5 separate regions of the Homo sapiens genome follow, and all the other regions are linked to region 5. Evidence: chromatin contacts called from ENCODE Hi-C or POLR2A ChIA-PET data. All regions are on one chromosome and are shown on one strand. The core of a region is the stretch at or near the end of the contact, and the rest is flanking DNA. Distances in the headings are between cores, read along the strand shown. Region 1 holds the start of POLE4 (DNA polymerase epsilon 4, accessory subunit). Region 2 holds the start of HK2 (hexokinase 2). Region 3 holds the start of ZNF638 (zinc finger protein 638). Region 4 holds the start of WDR54 (WD repeat domain 54). Region 5 holds the start of FBXO41 (F-box protein 41).

Region 1 (2,700 bases), core at 44-2,543, 1.7 Mb before region 5:
ATATATTAGCTGTCTCCCTAGAAGAGTTAAGAAAAGCATAGGCAAATACCATTCAACGCGGGGGTTGGGGGCCTCCTAAATTACCCCTAAATTATTTATTCGCTTTGCTCTTAAAGTTGTCAGAGAAGAACGTGGCAATAGACGCAGGGCGCATGAGAATACGGTATACGAAATCTTACCCAGGTGAGGGTTCCCAGCCAGACAAGAGTCAGAAATCAAATCCCCAGTTGCTAGGTGAAAAAGAAATATCTTTTTCTGGTGCAATTTGGCAGAAGGTATGAAGGGATCCAGTCCGCTACGGCAACCCCAGACACCTTCACACACTGCCCCGCCACCCCAAGCAGACAGCCTCTACAGGTAGGGCTTCCTGGCACTGTGGCCAACAGAAACCATCCTGGGGAGAGACGCTGTGGCACCTCTCAGATCAGAGTGACGTCTTCTCAACCTGCACAAGGGGAAACCAGCCCAGCCCTCCCTTGTCTGTCCCCAGACACTGCAGTGCCACTCTACCCAAGTCTCTCCTCTGAAGGGTTTTCCTTTTTCCCTGCTGAGCGCAACAGTAGGCATCTTTTGCAATGGTCTCCACAAACAGTTCCTGTGAAGTAAAAAAGCAAAGTTTTAGTAATGGGTTCTAACACACTGAGGAGGTGAGGGCTCCGGTTTGTGGGTGGGGGCAGAAAGGGAGAAGAAAGGCTCGGGGCAAGAAAATGTTCTGGAAGCTAAGATTGTCCTGGACTTCATGAAGATCCATTCCGCTACCCTCTTCCCAGTATTCTCCCTCATTCACTAAAGACTCCTACAAGTTCTGTACGAGGCCCTGGAGATACAAATTAAAGTCACTCACTATCCAGGTCCTCAACAAGAGGGAGGAGTGTTAACAAAACTCGCACAGGTCCCCGGCCCCTTTCCTCCGCCTTCCGGGTCCACGCCCACATCTCAAAACCCGGGCCACGCCGCCCTAAGCCCCGCCCGCGGGAGGCCCCGAGGCCCCGCCCCACACTCCACCTCCCCCACTCCCGCATGCCCTCGCGCTGCAGGCGCACCGCGGCTCGTGCCAGAATGAAGATGGCTTCCTGTCCCGCTAGCGTCACGTCGGGATCTGCCTTCACCAAGGCCTTCACTCGCGCCAGAGGCAACCTCGAGAGACGAGCCCCAGGCACACTCGTTGGGGCCTGGGGCTGCGAGGCCGCTGCCTCCCCAGCAGGTCCCTCCTCCTCTCGGGGCGTCCCGCTTCCTGCCGCCGCCGCCGCCGCCATCCCGGCCTTGAGCGTGCTGCGCGCGGCCGCCGACTGTGCGCGCGCATGCGGCGCAGGCCCTTTCCCGCGCGGGCTGGAGGCCACACCCTGTGTAGGCGCGCGGCTCCGCCCCTACGCGGCAGTGCGCTGCCAGGAAACCGGGTGGGCGGGGGTCGGGCTCCGGCTCTTCCCACGCGCCTAGCCACCCGTGGGCTGTCGTGCACTTGGTTGACGCTACCGGCGACCCTCTGGCCCCGACGGGCCTGTGGAGCCCAGGCACCTCCCATTGGTGCCTGTGCCTGGCTGGTGAGGGGAGAAATCTAGACCAGGCTCGCAAGAGAGTCTCCGTCAAAACAGAGTGTGCATATTCCAAGGCTAACGAGGGCACGTGTCCGAGGGAGGCCCGGCCCTGGAGGGCCCAGCATCGTGGAAGAGGGTGCCAAGGAGGCAGCGAAATCTGGACCAAATTCAAGGATAACCAGTTATAGATGCTCTTGAAGGAGGGGTAGGGCTTTTGGCAGGCAGAAATGAAGAAATTCAGCCCAGCCAGAGGAAACAAGAAAAAGTCATGGAGGCTAGAAAAGATGAAATTGTGGTGGTGAGGCATCCACGTTTGTTCAAAAAGAGGTTGCATCACAGCTTTGGTTCTCAAATTTGACCTCAAGATCCCTTTACGGTCTTAAAGATTGTTAAAGAGCCCAGGGAGCTTTTGTTTCTGTCAGTTATATCAATACTTACTATATTAGAATTAAAGTTTTAAAATATTGATTTAAAATTACTAATGCGTTACCAGCTAACAAACAACATTTTTATGACAAGTAATTTTTTTTAAATCTAGTAAGAAAAGTCTCTAATGTCTGATTTCATGTGAGAACTGGATTCTCTAGCTGCTTCTGTTGCTAACGTTAGCACTTCTCAGGTAGCTCTTAAAAAACTACTACATCTTGAGAGAATGTGAATGAAAAAGGCAACCTCATAGTAGTATTAAGAAAATAATTTTGGCCTCATGGACTCCTGAAAAGGGTCTCCAGAAAATTCCCACCCCCATGAATCCCCACACCACACTTGGAGGTCTGATAGCGTAGAGGAACAGTTAATATTTAAAATAGGTTTAATCTAAGTCAATCATAATAATAGTGAACACCTTTAAACATTTACTATGTGCATGATTCAAAGTGTTTTAGATTTATGTAAATCATAACTTCTGTAATTTTCACAATACCCTATTGAGGTAAATATTATAACCTTCTTTTTCAAACCTTATTTGAAAAAATTGAGGTGCAGAGTGGTTACTGAGTCGCATACACAGGGCAGAATGTGGTGAAGCCAAGATGAAGCTGAATTAAACACATCTGAAATCACTCAGTTCCAAAATTATGTAGTAAACTCTGACTGGTGTAGGAGTGGAAAGGTGTGAAACCTTTCTTTACCCATTTTAAGGGTCACAGCTGACACTCCTATAACA
Region 2 (2,753 bases), core at 27-2,526, 1.5 Mb before region 5:
CGTTGGCCTCTCCGAGTAACTTTTAGGGCAAACCAGAAAGTAACAACCAAAGTCCTCCCCTTACTCAGAGGCAGATCCTGAGGACACGAGGCTGGGCGGTCCCGAGGCTGATTTGGAGGGGCGGGGGTTAATGGGGGACGCCCCTCGCCGAGCCTCAGTTCCGGGCGCCACAGTTCCGGGGAGGGGGCGCGGCGGGCGGAGTTCCTCTGCCCCTTTCCTACTCCTTCCCGGGTCAGCTTCTCCTCGAGCCCACCCCCGCAGGGCCGCGGGGAAGGAGAAGGGAACCGCTCGTCTCCTACACGCGGTCCGCGAGCGCGGACGGCCCCCGGCGGCCCCACGCGGCAGCGGAGCAGCCTCCCGCAGCCACGATTCTCTCCACGTGCTCTCGCCGGAACTCGCGCTGCAGAAGGGGGCTCCCTCCCACGTGGGCGCAGCAATCCCTGACTACCTGCGGGGTGACCCGCCCCTCCAGTAACAGGGAAAAAGGGACTGGGGGAGAGAGCGTGAGCGCGTGCCGGAGCTCAGGGAGGGAGGGCGCCCGGCGGAGCGCGACCTCGGCTCCCCGCCCGCGCGCACTCGCCGGCTGTGCTTAGCGGACGTGGCTCCTGGCGCCCAGGAGTGTCCCGGCTGCCCAAACTTTTTCCGCTCCCAGGCCCGGAGTAGGGAGGAAGCGGGTCCCCGCAGGGTCGAGGAAGAGACTGATGGAGGCCAGACCACTTTGCCAGAGCCCAGCCTGCCGCCCCGCCCGCGCTGACTTACCTTCTGCACTTGGTCATGGTTGAGCTCCGTGAAGAAGTAGGCAAGCAGATGCGAGGCAATCATCCTGCCGCGGCCCGACGGCGCAGAGTTGGGAAACCGAGGCGGAGACGCGAGAGGGGAGGCGGGCGGCGCGGTCCGACTGCTTTGTGCTGGGGCTCGGCTGCCGGGCCGGGAGCTGGGAGTCCGGACGGCGCACAAAGAAGGCTACCGGCGAGGGTGCGCCCGGCTGGCGGAGGGCGCGGGTCTCCGGAGACGTGATTTTGGCGTCACAACTGCTAGAAGGCGCCTCAGTTCTCTCCTGGCGACGTGTCCGGTTGTCCCACGTCAAGGCGCTAACTTCGGCCACAGGATCACTGAGGCTCAACTTGAGAAGAATCTCAGCCCGGCTCCACTCGGGCAGTGGGACCTCTCCGATTCACAGGCGCGTGGCTCGGGCCCGCGGATTTTCTTAGCTGGGTGACACGATGTTGCCAGCGGCAGCCCGGGACTCCTGCGCCGGAGTTTCATGCAACAATGTGGCTTATTGAGGGGCTGCCGGCCCGCGGGCCTCCGGATCAGTGACGTGCGCACGCCCATTGGCTGCGCGGGGAGGGTGTGTGCGCCCACGGACCGCCCGCCGCCGTGGCGCAGCCAATCATCGCTCACGGCTCGCGGGCGCGGCCGCTCAGACACCGGAGCCGGCAGCCTGGGGAGGCGCGCCGGGGGCGGGGGGCGGGGGAGGGGCGGGGCGCCTGAGATGGGACGTGTGGTCCGTGGCTAAAGGCTGGGACGGAAAGGCGCATGAGCCACCGCCGCGTCAGGCTCGGCTATGGGTGGGGGGAGCGTGATCGCGGACCCGGGGTGTGGGGCGACTGGAAAAACGGGCCTCTGGACCAGCACACGCCCTGTGCGGAGAGACACTGTCTGGCATCTCGGGATCATGTGAGGGGCTCCCACTGCCCAGTCACACGTCTAAAGCATCCTAGTTCTTACCTATTGTAGCACGGCCGGAAAGTGAGCCGCCTTAGCTGCTGATTGTACTAGAGCAGGCAATACAAGAGTCGGCCCATCCTCAAAACCACTGATAGGATGTGAGTTTCACTAACCCCGTTTTACAGATGAGGAAATTGAGGCAAGGCCAGGGCTCACACCTGTAATCCCAGCACTTTGGGAGTCCAAGGTTGGAGGGTTGCTTGAGACCAGGAGTTCATGACCAGCCTGGGCGACATAGTGAGACCCCCATCTTCCCAAATAAAAATAAATAAATCAGCCGGACATGGTGGCATGTGCCTGTAGTCCCTGCTGCTCAGAAGGCTAAGGTGGAAGGATAGCTTGAGCCCAGGAGTTCGAGGCTGCAGTGAGCTATGATCATACCACTGTACTCCAGCCTAGGTGACAGAGGGAGACCCTGTCTCAAAAAGAAAAGAGACTTACACGAGGTCACATAGCTAATAAGTGGCAGATAGGGAAGAGAACCCTTGTCCCTCTACTTTAAGGCCCTATTCGCTTGCCCCATTATCCCATGCTGCCTCTCTAAGAGCCAGAGAAGTAGGAGGTAGAAAAAGAGCATCTCTGCAGCTCTGGGACTGATGATGTGAATGAACTGGGTAGATGGTAAGTGTGTAACTGGGTGATCTTGGACATGGGATGGGGTGGGTGAGGAGGCTTACCAATGCTGAGAGGAGTGGAAGCTCCAACCCCAGCTAATGCTAGACACCAGACTCCAAATTTAAACACACAGTGGAAACTGGCAAGAATGAAATACTGACTTCAATACAGATTTCAAGAGACATGACATTAGCACTGGTGGAGAATGGCAAGCCTAAGGTTGGAAAAGGTTCAGGGAAGGAAGATGAAGGTCTGCCATGTTCTACTGAGGAGGAGTTTTTCAAACAGTGGGGTGCTGTCTGCAATGTGTACAGCCTTAAAATTATTATATAAGTAATCAATACTCATTGTTGAAAAATAATATATGGATAAACAGGAAAAATAAACAAAAATCATAATCCATCTAG
Region 3 (2,747 bases), core at 208-2,707, 2.0 Mb after region 5:
GAATATGGAGTACAAAATAAAATATAAAATGCTGTCAAACTTTTTTAAAAGACAGCAACATAAGTCCACTAAGTCTCAAATGTCTAATCATTAACAAAATTTAAAGCTATTTGAATGTCATTTACATGTTTGTTTTTCTCCGAAAACTTCCTTAAATTCACCTTTTTTTGGTCAATCCTTTTCTCCAGGTTATCAATTTTTAATTGTAAATCTGAACCAGCAAGCACAACATCCCTGAAAAAATAATCCTTTACAACAAATGAGGGGAAAAAGCAGAAAATTTTTTGTGCAAAATTCCAGAGCTCGTTGGAAAAAGTACTTGAACATAAATCGCTGGATCCTGGTGACAAGTTTTTCATCGGGACTCCTTTAAACTACTACAATTTCTGGTCCTGGCCCCAAACTTCGCCTAAGGACAAATTTTAAGATTAAGAAAAATTAGCTTCAGGTAGCCTTCACTCTATAGCTCAATCCATGATTTTGTAATACTGAAGTATCCCTCATTAACAATTACCTCAAACAACAAAAGATCTATTTCAAACGTTCTCAAGGATTCCAGTCTGTGATATATACATTCCCCCTTCCTTTAAGAGAACGGGGCCCAAGCTAAGAATCACACAAAAACAATTCACTAACGTTCTGTTTTCACAATTCCTCTGAGAAATTTGGAAATACTGTTAGGTATCACAACCATTTATGAGTCCTCAGTCTCCCACAGAGGTGATATTTTCTTTGGTTTCATACCTGCACTACGCAGCACAGAACACCAGCCCGGAAAAGCCGCTGGATCCTAACATTCCCTCCTTCATCCCGACACCCCCTCCCCAACCCCAAACACAAACACGCTCTTCTCTCCACGCTTCTTGCACAATGTCGCTGGTCAGAGGGCTCGGCTCAAACTCCACCGCCTCTTCGGGCCCGACGGGAACGCTTCCTCCCTGCTCGGCATTCCCTCACCACCGCTTCCTCGGCTGTCAGGCCCAGCGCAGCCTCGGCAGGCCGGGCGCTGCTGGGGAAGGGGCCGCCTCGGCCTCGCCAAAGGGCTCTTCACGATCCTCGGCCCAGTGCAACGGCGTCAGGCAGCTCTTCTCGAGGCAGGGTCCTTCACGAGTACCCGGACGGGCCCTCCCGGGTAGCGAAGTGAATAAACGACGGAGCAGGGCAGCACAGCACAGCTTCCCTTCCCATCCCGGGGGTCCCCCAACCTCCTCCCGCCCCCGCCGTCTGCCCGCCGCCATTTTGTGCGGAGCCGCTGCGACACAGATACAATAGTCGGCCCGGATCTCACAGGAAGGGCTCAGGACCCCCACGATACCGGCCTCCGCCTTCCAACCCCCTACTCCCCACAGGGCAGCGGTCCTACCTATGCCTACCCGACTAACAGCTGGATCCCATCCGCGCCCCACACAGTTTAGCACTCAGCCTCCAGTCTCGACGCCGAAAACGCTACCGCCTCCAAAGAGCTGCACGCATGCGCGCCTCCCAGCTCCTGCGAGCCCTCGTAGGCTCCCGGCGCCTGCGTACCGCTGGCACCGCGCTCGCCCGAAGCCCGAGAAGAGCCGGGCGGAGCGGGCTCCCGGAAGGGGCGCTCCCGCGTGGTGGCGGCGAAGGCGTGCGGCAAAAAAAAAAAAAAACTCCAGCGCCGTCTTCACTCTTTTGCTGGTTCTGTGCCTGTCCTCTCCAAACCGCTCATCCTTTTAAGACCTATATTGTCTCACCTCCTTCATGAAGTCTTCCCTGATCATTTGTGCCTTCAATAATAACATTATATGGCCAGGCGCGGTGGTTCACGCCTGTAATCCCAGCACTTTGGGAGACCGAGGTGGGTGGATCATCTGAGGTCAGGAGTTCGAGACCAGCCCGGCCAACAGGGTGAAACCCCGTTACTAAAAACACAAAAAATAGCCGGTGGCGCGCGCCTGTAGTCCCAGCTACTAGGGGGTGCTGAGGCAGGTGAATTGCTTGAACCCGGGAGGCGGAGGTTGCAGTGAGGGAAGATTGCACCACTGCACTCCAGCCTGGGCAACAGAGTGAGACTCCATCTCAAATAATAATAACAACATTATATTATAACAGGTTATATTCGCGCCTAGCACGTTAATATAATGCTTTGTATGGTCAAGATTTTGCCTGCTTTTATCCTGTCACCTTGCACCTTTTGATCCCTATGGCAATGATGTGTGTCATAGCTACTCAAAACTGTAAAGTAGAATTCAACCAAAGCTATTCAGCTAAAACTTTAACACTCTGAAAATCCTTTTGTCATTTCACAATAAAAAGCCCTATCTGTGTGGTAGATATTTGTAATCTCCATTTTACCCATGGAAAACCTTGGGATGACAGACGTTAAAGAACTGTGTTATGCAATGTTTTATCTTCTCGAGGTGGCTGTACTACACCAATATGAAAACCCAGTCATTGTTCAAAATCTGGTAAAGCTACAAGCCCTGCCGTATGCATACCACACAAATCACACCACCCACCCTGAGTCTCACACATCGGTTTTACCTAGCACTCAAGCAAATGCATTTCTTTTATTCACATTAAAACAAGCATTTGAAAGACTAAAAAGAAAAGTCGTTTTAAAAAGATATCTTATCGGATTTTCATTTCAAACCAAAAATCCTGCTAGGGACAACAAATCAAAAACAACAAAGAAAAAGCCAACAAGCTCCCCCTAAACACCAAATAACCCATGTTAACATTTGATAAGTTTCCTTCCATACATTTCTTTATATTCATACAAA
Region 4 (2,700 bases), core at 26-2,525, 1.1 Mb before region 5:
GGGAAAGTCTGGAAGCCTGGCAGGGAAGCTGAGAAGGCTCTGGTGGGGCAAGCAGGAGAGTCCTCTTCTTACCTGTATTCCTCGATGTGAGGTGAGTACCAGCAGCACTCGGAAGGGGAGGACACACCAGTGGACCTGGAGGGAGGTGCATCAGTGTAGGGAGAAAATCAAAGCAGGGAAGATGAGTTTGTTTGTTTTTTTTTTTTTTTTGGGGGACGGAGTCTTGCTCTGTGGCCCAGGCTGGAGTGCAGTGGCGCCATCTCGGCTCACTGCAACCTCAGCCTCCTGGGTTCAAGCGATTCTCCTGCCTCAGCCACCCAAGTAGCTGGGATTACAGGTGCACGCCACCACACCCGGTTAATTTTTTTTGTATTCTTAGTAGAGAAGAGGTTTCACCATGTTGGCCAGGCTGGTCTCGAACTCCTGGCCTCAAGTGCCCGTCTCAGCCTCCCAAAGTGTTGGGATTACAGGCGTGAGCCACCGCGCCCGGCAGGAGAGGGGAGATTCTGAGGTTAGGACATGCCTGGGGAGATTCTGAGGTTAGGACATGCCTGCTCCTGAAGGTTTGGAGAGAAAAGGCTGGGGGTAGGACTGGGTTCAGCAACATCACTCCCAGCTCCATGCCTCACCTGAGTGATAAGTGGGGGACTCACTCCAGCACCCTCCTTAGCGTGGAGCTGGCGCTGGGCCAAGGGCACACCCTCAGGAGCAGCGCTGAGAAGCTGGGCGCTTGGTCCATGAACCACGCCAAAATACGTGAGGTTGCGAGCCGGCAGCTGCAGCACACTGAGGTTGTTGCACAGGGCGGCGGCCGAGCCTCGCAGGGGAATGGAGCGCTCCCAGCGGAACATCCTGTGTGGGGGTGCAGCCGAATCACCAGGCGCGCTACAAACAGACGCAGCGGAGATGCCCGAGGGCGGCTATCATCGAGCATTTCGGAAGATGCCTGAGACTGGGTCATAGGATGGGGTGCCCAGAGGACGGTGATGGGGGAGGGTCTCGAGGAGCAAGACAGGGGAGTCCCAGGGCTGTTTTGGGGCGACGGGGGAATCGCAGAGGAGGAATGGGGATGACACAGGACCACCCGATGGCCCCAAGCCCGCGAGCCAAATAAGTGTGATGAAGCCCCCAAGGCTTTCTCCCTCGGCTCGGATCCCTGAAGCCCCCGGCCTAGATCAGAGGTAACACCTGCAGCCCCAGATCGGCTCGCCTGACTCCTGGTTCGTAGGGTCCCTCCAAATCCGCCGCCACCATAGAGACGACGCACGTACGCACGGCCCTTGGGCGGGGTGAGCGGCCGGAACGTGCCGCGGGCGGCGCGGTTGCCGGGGCAACTGTGGGCGGGGCGAGCGACCCCGAGCCCGTGGTTGCCCAGGCGACTGTTAGGTGGCTTACGCGGCCCGGATGCAGCAGAAACACCAGCGTTGCTGCGACCGCGTTGGCGATGGCGCACGAAGGCTCGGTGAGCTTCAGTTCAGCTGGGGATGCGCCAGAGCCAGGGTCGGCCGTTAAGGTCGGTGTCGGGAACAGTGGGCTGGCTCTGGGCCGCCCAGTGCCCCTACTTGCTCCCGCCCACCGCGCGGGAGTTTAGATGACCAAGGAAGCCACGTCGGTACTCGGGCAGAAAACCTACACCTGCACGGTGCCCACTCAAACGCTTTGTTACACTCAAGCCATGAGGGAAAGGGTCAGTGGGTGGTGTAGAGCCCGAGAACAGGAAGTGGATTTTGAAACAGCTAATGAATGTAGTAAGTCTCTTACATGGTGGTGCGTATTTAAATGGATGAGCATTTAGAGAGGGAAGATAACAGAAAAAATCTATTTCGAGAATTTCAAGAGGAAGAAATATATTAAATAATTCAGAGACTGCACTTGAAAGTCAAATTGTTTAAGAGCCAATCAATTTTAAAATAAAGAAAACGGGGCCGGTCTCAATGGCTCATGCCTGTAATCCCAGCACTTTGAGAGGCTGAGGCGGGAGGATTGCCTGAGCTCAGGAGTTCAAGACCAGCCAGGCCAACATGGCGAGACCCCGTCTCGACTAAAATACAAAAAATTAGCTGGATGTGGTGGCGCGGTGCCTGTAATCCCAGCTACTCGGGAGGCAGAGGCAGGAGAATTGCTTGAACTCGGGAGGCGGAGGTTGCAGTGAGCCGAGATCGCGCCACTGCGCTCTAGCCTGGGTGACAGAGAGAGACTGTCTCAAAAAAAAAAAAAAAAAAAAAAAAAAAAGAAGAAGAAGAAAGAAAACGGATTTGAAGAGCCTTTGTGCAAAAATATCTCTGTCCCTTCTGGTCACCATCACGGGTGTCAGATGCGAGGCTGGGAGGGGAGGTCTAAGGAAACAACTCTCTTTACTCAGTCCAGTCAGCCCTGCTCTAGTCAAGCTTGGCCTGGGCTATGGGCCACTCCTGGTGCTTGCTACAGGGCTGTTCTCACTGGTGGATAGGGTTAATGAGACTTCAGGGATTTTGAGTTCTGCAAGACTTAGGAAACAGCAGATTTGGGGGGATAATGAATTTTAGGAAACAGATATGAGACAAGGTTTTAGCGGGGCAATAGGCAAAGGTTTGGGAAGATCACATTTGGAAGTACATTTTGGAAGGAACCAGGTTCAGGGAGACTGTTGTGGGGAATTGAGGGAGCTCCCAAGAGATTGTTTGTAAACTTTTTATGTCTCTAAAGTGAGTTTTGGGGACT
Region 5 (2,700 bases), core at 161-2,660:
TAATATTAGGAAGAGCAAATGATATGCATAAAAATTATTAGCATGATGCTTGGTGCCTGGTTAATAGGAGCTGTTATCGTTTGGGTATTAGGAAAAGTGATTTCTCATTTGTCCAATCTCAGAAGACCTCCGCGAGGAGGAAAGAAATTCAGGAGCTACAGAGAGGAAGAGAAGATCGAGAGAGGGGGAATTCAACCTGATTGGCCACTGTACAGCCTCTGTCCTTATTAAGTTTGCCATTCCCCCAAAGCCACTGACAAGTTTACAAATTATCCTTCCTGATACTGAATGTCCCAATGCCTCTGCCTTCACAGGAATGGGATGGGGGTCAAAGAGAATTCCCATGAGCCCGAGTTACTGGAATCCTGGGACTAAGTTGGGTTTCTGCTCTCCTGCAACCAGATTGCCCCTCAAGGCACATGTGCACAGCCCTACCCAAGCACCACCCTCAGGCTGAAATAACACTTCCCCCTCAAGGCACATGTGCACAGCCCTACCCAAGCACCACCCTCAGGCTGAAATAACACTTCCCCCTTTTCTCATCCAAGCCTCAGCTCTGCTCTGGCCTTGGTTGCCTCCAAACCCTGTGTGGTTTCTCAGCCCCACTGCAGCCCTGTGGACTTCCTCCAAGCGTACGACAGCCAGATTGTTTCTGCCTCACCAGCTTGGTAGGCCTTAGGCCAAAGGTGGGGCCGTCTAGGTGCTCCAGTCCCAAGAAGCCTGGCTGCTATCTTAGCCAAATGGTGGGAGTGGGTAGGAGGGAACCAGGGACCTGGAGGCCTTTTCCTCCTCCTCTAGGTCCGGGATGGGATTTGTGATGGGTACACGTGTTCCTAGGCGGCTCTTTAAGAGCAGAATTGGGTCTCCGGATGGGGTCCAGCAGCAGTTCCGCGGGTTCCCTAGGAATGCCCAGAGGGGATCATCCCAGGCGGTCTCCGCGGAGACCAAGCATCTGACCCGAGGTCGCCGAGTGCACGACCCAGGCGCGCTGCCCATGAGGCCGCTTAGGGACCGTGGCGCATGTCTCAGGAGTAGCGCCTGCGCCCGCCCCCTTCCGGATTCACAGAACCACCCACCCCCGGATTTGCCCCCGCGTGGAAGCAGGCCCAAGCCAGAGTGCTAGGGTTAGGGCGGAGAGGCCCTGATTCAAGGTGGGCAACAGAAGCCACAGCTGGAGGTGCCCAGGGCGGGGAATGCACTGGGCGGTGCCGGGAGCCGGGAAGACTGGGACCCGGGAGGAGCGCGGCGCGAGCCATCCCTACACCCCTAGGGCGGCGCCGAAGACCCCTCCCCCATCGAAACCACCTTGAGCGGAAAACGTGGGGTCCCGGCGCAGCCGCTGCTGGGCGCATCTGCCGCTCCCCAGCTCACTGGAGAGCCCGCCCCGGAGGAGGGGCCGGCTCCGCCCCACCTCGGTGCTGCCTCCCTCCCCCTTCCCTTGCTTTCCTCGGCCCGCGCGCCCCCTCCTCCCCCTCCTCCTCCTCCTCCTCCTCCATCCTTCCTCCCGCCGGGTTCGTGCGCCCCTCCCGCTGCGACTGGCTGGGAGGTTCGGCCGCCCCCGCCCCGAGAGGGAGGCGGGGGCGCTAGCCGCGGCGGCCACCCAAGGCTGCGGAGGGGAACGAGATCCGAGGCCCCAAGGCGGCCCTGCGTCTGGACCGGGCACGCGGGGGCTCTTCTGCGTCCCCAGCCCTGGGCCGCTGGGCCTGGCCTCGCCGCGGGGTGGAGGAGGTAAGGGCGAGTCGCGGGCACGCTGCGGGACTGCTCCCGGAGAGGGAAGGAGGGAGGACCCCAGCCACTGTCCCTTCTTCCCCTTCCGGCTCCTTCACAGCCCTCCGGAGGCCCGCGAGGCCGCCCAACGGGGAGGGATTCTGGGCAGGCCAGACCAGAGGCAGGGAAGGGGTTAATTTAAGAAATTAAAATCAGAACGTTTCGAGACCAGGCTTCCCCTCCCCCCTCTCGCCTGTCGCTCCCTGAGCCAGGTTTTGGGGCGGGGGCGGGCTCCAGAACCCCACTGGGACTCTGGACCTTGGAGAACAGGGGCCAGAGGGAGGGGGGAGGGGAAGCGCCCTGAAACCCCAACCCTCCCTACCGGTTTCTGAGGGGCTGGGGGAGGGGCCTGGTGTTGAGGCCTGGCTGGGCACCTGTGCGGGTGTCTGTGCGTGCCGGTGTGCACGTGTGATAGTCTGGAGGTGTGCATGTGTGTGCACGCATGTGTCTGTCTCTTCACATCCAGTGCCTGTACTGGTGACAGTGCTCACAGTGTCTCTGAATGTGTGCGCCCCTCCGCATTGCCTTGCATGTGAGTGTGTGTGACACGGGGCCTGTGTGCACTGCCCACAGTCGGCCAGCGAGTACTGTGTGGGCCTGCTCTCTCCTTAGGTCTCTCTGCAGCGAGGGGCCCAGATGGTTTTCTGGGTATGGGATCCAGGTTCTGGAGCCTGTGTGTGACCTTGGGAGGTGTATGCCTGTTTGCAGGAGCAGGAGAGTAAGGCAGGGCTTAGAACAGAAAAAGCAGTGCCAGGGCTGCTAGAAGGCAGAGGACTGGATGCATTGACCCCTGAGGGTCTTCGCCAGGCTGGAGTGACTACTCTGGGAGGTATACATGTTGGGGCCACAGCCACAGGTGTGGAGAGCCAGAGCCCCAGCCTTCTTGGGGGACTCAGAGGGATTTATAGAGGCAGTGGACATTCCTTTACTCCC

What was found. Hi-C counts contacts between places; a loop is a spot of excess contacts on that map. ChIA-PET counts read pairs that join two places held with the same protein, here RNA polymerase II (POLR2A). Pooled maps may share reads with other maps.
Region 1: a map of OCI-LY7 shows a loop between it and region 5 (9-fold over the local background). The contact joins the promoter of POLE4 here to the promoter of FBXO41 in region 5. A Hi-C loop is called at or near these places in 5 of 168 maps with a recorded cell type or tissue (CD4-positive, alpha-beta T cell, CD8-positive, alpha-beta T cell, OCI-LY7 and 1 more) and 10 of 50 pooled maps.
Region 2: a loop to region 5 is called in a pooled map, with 7 times the contacts of the local background. The contact joins the promoter of HK2 here to the promoter of FBXO41 in region 5. A Hi-C loop is called at or near these places in 2 of 37 single-sample maps with no recorded cell type and 7 of 50 pooled maps. POLR2A ChIA-PET finds 5 or more read pairs at or near these places in 2 of 52 experiments (GM10248 and activated CD8-positive, alpha-beta memory T cell).
Region 3: a loop to region 5 is called in a pooled map, with 6 times the contacts of the local background. The contact joins the promoter of ZNF638 here to the promoter of FBXO41 in region 5. A Hi-C loop is called at or near these places in 5 of 50 pooled maps. POLR2A ChIA-PET finds 5 or more read pairs at or near these places in 2 of 52 experiments (AG04450 and GM12878).
Region 4: a pooled map shows a loop between it and region 5 (6-fold over the local background). The contact joins the promoter of WDR54 here to the promoter of FBXO41 in region 5. A Hi-C loop is called at or near these places in 4 of 50 pooled maps.

Annotation. Positions count from the first base shown.
Region 1 is chr2:74,957,236-74,959,935 of GRCh38, reverse strand. It overlaps POLE4 (DNA polymerase epsilon 4, accessory subunit), which reads right to left and starts at 1,293. Exons shown (of 4, transcript NM_019896.4): 1 at 1,044-1,293; 2 at 511-595. The coding sequence starts at 1,256. LOC105374809 (a long non-coding RNA gene) reads left to right here and starts at 1,057. Exons shown (of 5, transcript NR_187884.1): 1 at 1,057-1,204. RefSeq lists silencers at 845-1,084, 1,155-1,414 and enhancers at 706-1,206, 1,207-1,707.
Region 2 is chr2:74,832,650-74,835,402 of GRCh38, reverse strand. HK2 (hexokinase 2) reads right to left here and starts at 1,276. Exons shown (of 18, transcript NM_000189.5): 1 at 760-1,276. The coding sequence starts at 822. It overlaps HK2-DT (HK2 divergent transcript), which reads left to right and starts at 1,416. Exons shown (of 1, transcript NR_185897.1): 1 at 1,416-2,748. RefSeq lists silencers at 135-384, 1,305-1,534, 1,715-1,784 and an enhancer at 1-558.
Region 3 is chr2:71,330,492-71,333,238 of GRCh38, reverse strand. ZNF638 (zinc finger protein 638) reads right to left here and starts at 1,457. Exons shown (of 28, transcript NM_014497.5): 1 at 1,364-1,457. RefSeq lists enhancers at 491-1,176, 1,177-1,864 and a silencer at 1,448-1,657.
Region 4 is chr2:74,420,305-74,423,004 of GRCh38, reverse strand. WDR54 (WD repeat domain 54) reads right to left here and starts at 1,275. Exons shown (of 10, transcript NM_032118.4): 1 at 1,189-1,275; 2 at 630-852; 3 at 73-135. The coding sequence starts at 851. C2orf81 (chromosome 2 open reading frame 81) reads left to right here and starts at 1,386. Exons shown (of 3, transcript NM_001316764.3): 1 at 1,386-1,462. The coding sequence starts at 1,445. RefSeq lists an enhancer at 596-775 and a silencer at 1,176-1,455.
Region 5 is chr2:73,283,188-73,285,887 of GRCh38, reverse strand. FBXO41 (F-box protein 41) reads left to right here and starts at 1,410. Exons shown (of 13, transcript NM_001371389.2): 1 at 1,410-1,728. It overlaps LOC124907840 (a long non-coding RNA gene), which reads right to left and starts at 1,354. Exons shown (of 2, transcript XR_007087013.1): 1 at 1,306-1,354. RefSeq lists silencers at 384-433, 444-623, 1,354-1,763, 1,784-1,873.